2 separate regions of the Homo sapiens genome follow, and region 1 is linked to region 2. The links are chromatin loops, found by intact Hi-C in ENCODE. Cell type or tissue: A673. All regions are shown on one strand. Each heading gives the region's core, and the rest is flanking DNA. Links, peaks and the distances in the headings are about the cores only. Region 1 overlaps LOC101929420 (a long non-coding RNA gene). Region 2 has its middle 17 kb from the start of DACT2.

What was found. A loop is a pair of places that touch in the nucleus more often than their neighbours do. Peaks named below come from ENCODE experiments on the same cell type or tissue, not always from the same donor. Only the 100,000 strongest peaks of a DNase experiment are listed, where the experiment ranks them.
Region 1: it touches region 2 in a loop (4-fold over the local background); 2 of 110 quality-filtered maps call a loop at or near these places.

The regions. Positions count from the first base shown.
Region 1 is chr6:168,246,391-168,249,305 of GRCh38, reverse strand. All of the region lies in intron 1 of LOC101929420 (a long non-coding RNA gene), which reads right to left. Among named protein-coding and RNA genes, the nearest start is that of DACT2, 72 kb to the left of the region's middle. RefSeq lists an enhancer at 909-1,409. In A673, for the core only: no CTCF peak of the experiment used is centred there; a DNase peak (open chromatin) is centred at 1,615; H3K27ac peaks cover 925 bases.
Region 2 is chr6:168,301,594-168,304,508 of GRCh38, reverse strand. It overlaps a transcript of DACT2 not described here. Among named protein-coding and RNA genes, the nearest start is that of DACT2, 17 kb to the left of the region's middle. RefSeq lists a silencer at 1,706-1,960 and an enhancer at 2,857-2,915. In A673, for the core only: no CTCF peak of the experiment used is centred there; DNase peaks (open chromatin) are centred at 1,758 and 2,368; H3K4me3 peaks cover 931 bases; H3K27ac peaks cover 2,127 bases.

The sequences.
Region 1 (2,915 bases), core at 208-2,707, 55 kb after region 2:
TGAGACTTGTGTGTGCTTCATGAAGTTCTCGTGCTGTTTTTCAGCTCCATCAGGTCATTTGTGTTCTTCTCTAAGCTGGTTATTCCAGTTAGCAATTCCTCTCACCTTTTTTCAAGGTTCTTAGCTTCCTTGCATTGCCTTAGAACATGCCCCTTTAGCTTGGAGGAGTTTGCTATTACCCACCTCCTGAAGCCTACTTCTGTCAATTCATCACACTCATTCTCCGTCCAGTTTTGTTCCCTTGCTGGTGAGGAGGTGTGATCCTTTGGAGGAGAAGAAGTATTCTGGTTTTTGAAGTTTTCAGCCTTTTTGCACTGGTTTCTCCCCATCTCCGTGGATTTATCTACCTTTGGTCTTTGATGTTGGTGGCCTTTGGATGAGTTTCTGAGTGGACGTCCTTTTTGTTGATGCTCTTCCTTTCTGTTTGTTAGTTTTCCTTCTAACAGTCAGGCCCCTCTGCTGCAGGTCTGTTGGAGTTTGCTGGCAGTCCACTCCAGATCCTGTTTGCCTAGGTATCACCAGCGGGGGCTGCAGAACAGCAAAGATTGCTGTATATTCTTTTTCTCATAAAAATTTAGTGCAAGGAGAAAAATAATCCTCCAACCAGTCAGTAACCATCCTTCTAAAAGCCACCACAAAGCCCCAGGAAAAGCCGCCAGTCATCAAAGAGGCCAGTTCCAATCAACGGCCTTTGGGGGCTGGGGGAGGCATAGGGCTCTTCGGCATCAGACCTCCAGATGGTGTCAGTAAGAACACAGTCACCCTCCACCCAGGCACCAAGGCAGCCGGTTTCACCACCGCCCAGGACGCACAGGCACCCCAGGAAACACAGCCAGCGGGTCAAAGCCCACCTCAAGGACCTACTTAGCTCTAGGCTGGTGGGACTTCTAAGTATGTTTTTCTTTGTTTGTTGGTCTAATGCGGCAATTATTTCTAGCCTAAAACCACAAACTATGTGAGGTTTGCTTATTCTAACTTAACAACAATTTGAGGTTTCCAGTTTAAACATTGTTATCTAGAAATGTCTGATCTAAGCGCTGCAATATACATTTTTATTTCTATTTGTTACCTTATTGATTTCATTACCCAACGGCATTTTCCAAACTTGACATATTTGACACCAAGGATACTCTGTGGACTTTGTGATATGGATTTACATAGCAATGGAAATGCTAGGTGCATGCCCACATCTGCAAGGAGCAGGGGTTGCTTGGCAGCCAGTTTTCTCCAGGATGAGGGCTGTCCACAGTGACGTGACATGGTGGGGTGGGGGGAATCCTGAATTCCCTCTTCCTTGGCATCAGGTGGCTCTGCGGAAGCCGAAGCCAGCAGCGAGGGTTGAAAAGCTCCCTTTCCACAATTATGCCTCAGGCCTTTATTGCCCTGACAGAGCAGCCATCTCTCTGGCATTATCAAAGCCTCACAACCTCCCTTTGCAAGGCAACAGTGGCGTGAGGGCGGTGCCCAGAGAGCTGATGTCGATCCCTGGATGCAGTCCAGCCCTGGAACTAATTTCCTGAGCTTGCAGAGAAATGGCAGCGCGAGAGCCGCTGACCTCCCTGGCGCTCACCCTCCATCTGTCCCATGAACACCAGGATTTTGCTCTCCTCTGAGAGCCATTAAGGTGGCTAAAAATAATTACAGAGCTCGTCATAAAAGCGCAGTGTTATGTAAACAGTGCAGGAAATCCCCCATTGAGCAAATAACACTAAGATAGTCTTTATGAGCCAGCGATGGGTGAGAAACAGAGCTCAGGTTTTCTAGCATCAGCACTTTACTTCAAAACTAAGTTGTAATAGCGACAACTCTAATAAGTTATTCTTGTTTCGATCATTCTCACCTCATTCATCAGTGAAAAAATAGCGAATAGGCACAATTTGGTGTATATAACTGGAGCTGTGCTTTTCAGAACAGCACTGCATTTCACAAATTAATAACTTTCCCAAAGACTCTTAAATTCCATAGAATGTTCAGCTCTTAAGCAACATCTCTCCAGTCCGTGAATTATAGAATCTTAATATAAAGTAACAGGACTTTCTGTATGGAATGTCTTACTCTGAATACCTTATCAAAAATATTTTACAGCATCAATTACACCTCACACACTGCCCAGGGCTCAGGATACAATTGTGTGCATATTTTACAGGAGCCTTTTTTGCAGATAGAGTGGAGTACAAATTTACACACACCCAATGTGTATGCACTGCTTTCCCTGTGCATCTCCTAGGTGTGTCACTGTAACAATGCAACATGAACAACTCTGATGCTCAGACATGAGAATTACCAACTCCCTAGAAGTAATTCTGATTTAATTGGGAAGCAACATGGTCTATTAAAAATTAACACAGACTTTGGAGACATCCAGCAGTGGATTCAGTTCTGTGTCACCCTTTGAGCCTACATTTTCTCCTCTATGAAATGGGGCTCACCCTCCTCCACCTCCATGTTTCTGGCTGAAAGTTGGATTCGAGGCTGTATTTGAGATGCAGGCTTGGGGAGCCTGGGAGTGTAAGCCCATGATGTGCAGGTTGCATTTCTGCTTTTATGGTTTACAGATAACAGTGGAAATGTTAGGGGCGGTGCTTGTGCTGTGCACATCTGAAGCTGTCGTAGCTGCCACACGAATAAGGAGGAATCAGATGGTGTGTTCCTGTGATTCTGGGCATCTGAGAGCTGAGGTGTGATGCCCTCAATCCACACAGCTTCTCAGATTCAAAAGAAATCCACCTTCTTGCCCCAACCCTCCTACACTGCGTTGGTTGTAGGAAAATCACTCAGTGGTCATTCAAGGCTACAAGTTGTATTCAGCTGCGTAAGTGAATATTGGATTACATCTTTGATAAACTGTTTTTCCTACCTCTCAAATATACAGTATGCTTTAAATAGAAGAATGGTTTGTAGCAGATTAGATTCAG
Region 2 (2,915 bases), core at 305-2,804:
GCAGCCTGGGGAAATGCTTTAAAACACAGTTAACAATTAGAACGCCAGTCATAAGAAGCCCGTTTTTGAGAGGGCTGACGACAGGGTGCTGATGGGCGTGGCAGAGTCTTAAGCACTGTGAATTCAGAGAACAGGGATATTGCAAGAAGGCCAGGTGGCCCAGGCAGGCGCGCAGAAAGAGGATGGATGGAGATGCCCTGTGGTGAACATTCGTCTCCTGAATGTCTTATGTTCTGTGCATATTTTTCCTCTAAACAGACATAATTGTAACCACTCACACAGAAGCAGAAATGAACCAGGAAGCCCACTAAGGCAGAGCGTGGCCTGTCATTTGAGGGGGTGTGATTGATTAGATGACGGGGGCAGACTTCAAGTGCGTTGGAAGACAGAGGAGCTGTTTCCCTCTCTCTCAAGTGATTAAAAAGTAGACAATGTAGAATTTGACTTCCGGGGTCTTTAGAACTAACTTCTAGCATGCTTACAATAAAAATATTTTAACAAAAATAAAAATAACAGGATAAAGTTGCTCTTTATCCTTTCTATCCTAAAATATCCTATCCTCTTCTATCCTAAAATGAAAGGATAAAGAATTAAAGTTAAGCTAAAGTAAAAAATATGTCAGGAATTCTAAATTATAAGAATTTGTGAAAGATTTAATTATAATATTAGGGAAAATGTCCCAACCTACTTTAGCAAATCATACGTTATCATTGAAGAAAACAGAGCGTATCATTACTGATCAAATTCAGGAATATAAGCGGGCACCCCAGCAAAGTTTTCTCTCTACATCCTCTTGCTCCAGCTTGTAGAATAATTAAAGCCTGTCTTGGTCCATTTTGTGTTGCTGTAACAGAACTGGGTAATTGAAAAAGAAAAAAGGCTTATTTGGCTCATGATATGCATGGCTGGAAAGTTAGACAGGCAGTGGCATCTGATAAGGCCTTTATGCTGCTTCTACCCACGGTAGAAAGCAGAAGGGGACCGGGCGTGTGTAAAGAGACACATGGTGAGAGAAGAAGCAAGAGACAGAAGCCGAGGAAGCCATTCTTTTAATCACCTGCTCTCTCGGGAACTAGGCCATTCCGCCAGAGCGAGAACTCACTTAGCTCTGAGGGACTGTGTTGGTCTATTCATGAGGGTTCTGCCCCCATGACCCAGAAACCTCCAGGACCCACCTCCCAACACCACCACATTGGGGATCAAATTTCAAATTTTGGCAGAGGTTTTGGTGGAGACAAACCACACGCAAACCATAGCAGAGCCCTCTTATGACAGAATCCGAGGTTCTGTACAGTTACTGGATCCTAAACGTTAAATACATAAAGCCTGATGGAAAACGGGAGCGCATCTGGAATGGATTTAATGCCGTCCCACCTTACGGGTCAAGTATGTATTTAATCTCTGCGAATAAATGAAAGATCAGTGAAAAAAGGGCAAAATTATTATATAATACAGATTTCATGTGGCTTTAATGTGATGGTGCCTAGTTTTTAAATGGTTGATAAAAAGTATATTTATTTTTAAAGATTAAAGTCCACAAGAATTTGTTGACTGTCTTTTTCAATCACTTGCATAGTTGGCCCTGCTAGGCTTTGAAATGATGCTGTAAACTGGGCATGTTCACACACCGCGGCCCTCAATCACGTCACATGGGCCCCGCCACTATCCAGCAGACACAGCCCTTTTCAAAGGGGGCTTGTCTGGTGAAAGCCATACACAGGGTGTGTTCTTTCATTCACTCAGTTACCAAATGTGCTGAGCTCACTGGGTGGCTGCCTGTGCAGTCAAGGTTGGGCGGTGCAGACAGGAAGGGGCTCCTCCCCTCCTCTCCTGAGCACTGGGGCTCCTTAAGGCAGACTCATCCCTCCCTCCTGCTGCAAACCCTTCCCTCACATAGCCTTGGGCTCCTGAATCCCACTAAATAAAATCAAGCTATTGCATAGTTGAAATGTTTGCTGGTTCAACTATCCAAATTATTTTTACCTCAATTGAGTTAAATGCTGCTGCAACTTTTATGGCCTGGAGTAGAAAATGCAATCACATCAAAAGGTGCCCTGGAAATGATAAAGAATTATGAAAACAGCCCTCTCTGAAAACAGGTTATGTATATAGCAAGAGCAGTGGTGGGTAAATGGTCCCAAAAATATGGCTAAGAGAAGAGGACCATGGTTCAACATTCCTTACACATTTGGGGACAGCATTGCATTTGGGGGCCCAGCTGGAGCAGAGTTTTAGCTCTCTGCTCGTGGAAGTAGAGCATGGCTGTAATACCACAGCTGCTGACTCAGCCCCTGCTGCCAACCGCTGGGAGACCAGACCCAGGAAAGGATAGACAAGCTGGCTAATCAATAACCCAAGGACAGCAGAGTCCTACCTGACACTGGGCCTTCCTGAGGAGACGGAAAGCAGTGAACCTCTGTAAAAGCTTAGAGGTAAGCGGCGGTGAAGCTGGGCAGTGAGGAGCTGGATGGGGGTCGGGGAAGAGGCAGGCGGAGGGAGTGGGGAGAGGAAGACAGGCGAGTGGAAGGAAGAAGAGAGAGAGATAGTGCAGGAGCAATCCAGGGAGAAGAGCGGGCCCGGAGCCGGGAATGAAGCTGGACAGTCACCAGGTGTGGACTTGTGGGTCATCCCATAGCTCCCAGTTCCACCTGGGACAAGGGGAACAGCCACTGCCGGCTTTGAAGTGTGGAATAAACAAAGGCCGCCGGGTGTGGACAAACAAAGGTTGTTTATTCAGGGCTTGCCGCAGTGAGTGGGCTGGGCAGGCAGAGATGCTCACAACAGGGAAGCTTCCCGTGAACACACAGAGCCCCAGCTGTGCCCTGTTGGAGGCCAGGCTCTGGGGACACCACAGCTCTAATGAGAGGCGGGCATCCTGGGGGCGTATCTCGCCTTCTCTGGTTGGTCCCGAGTGG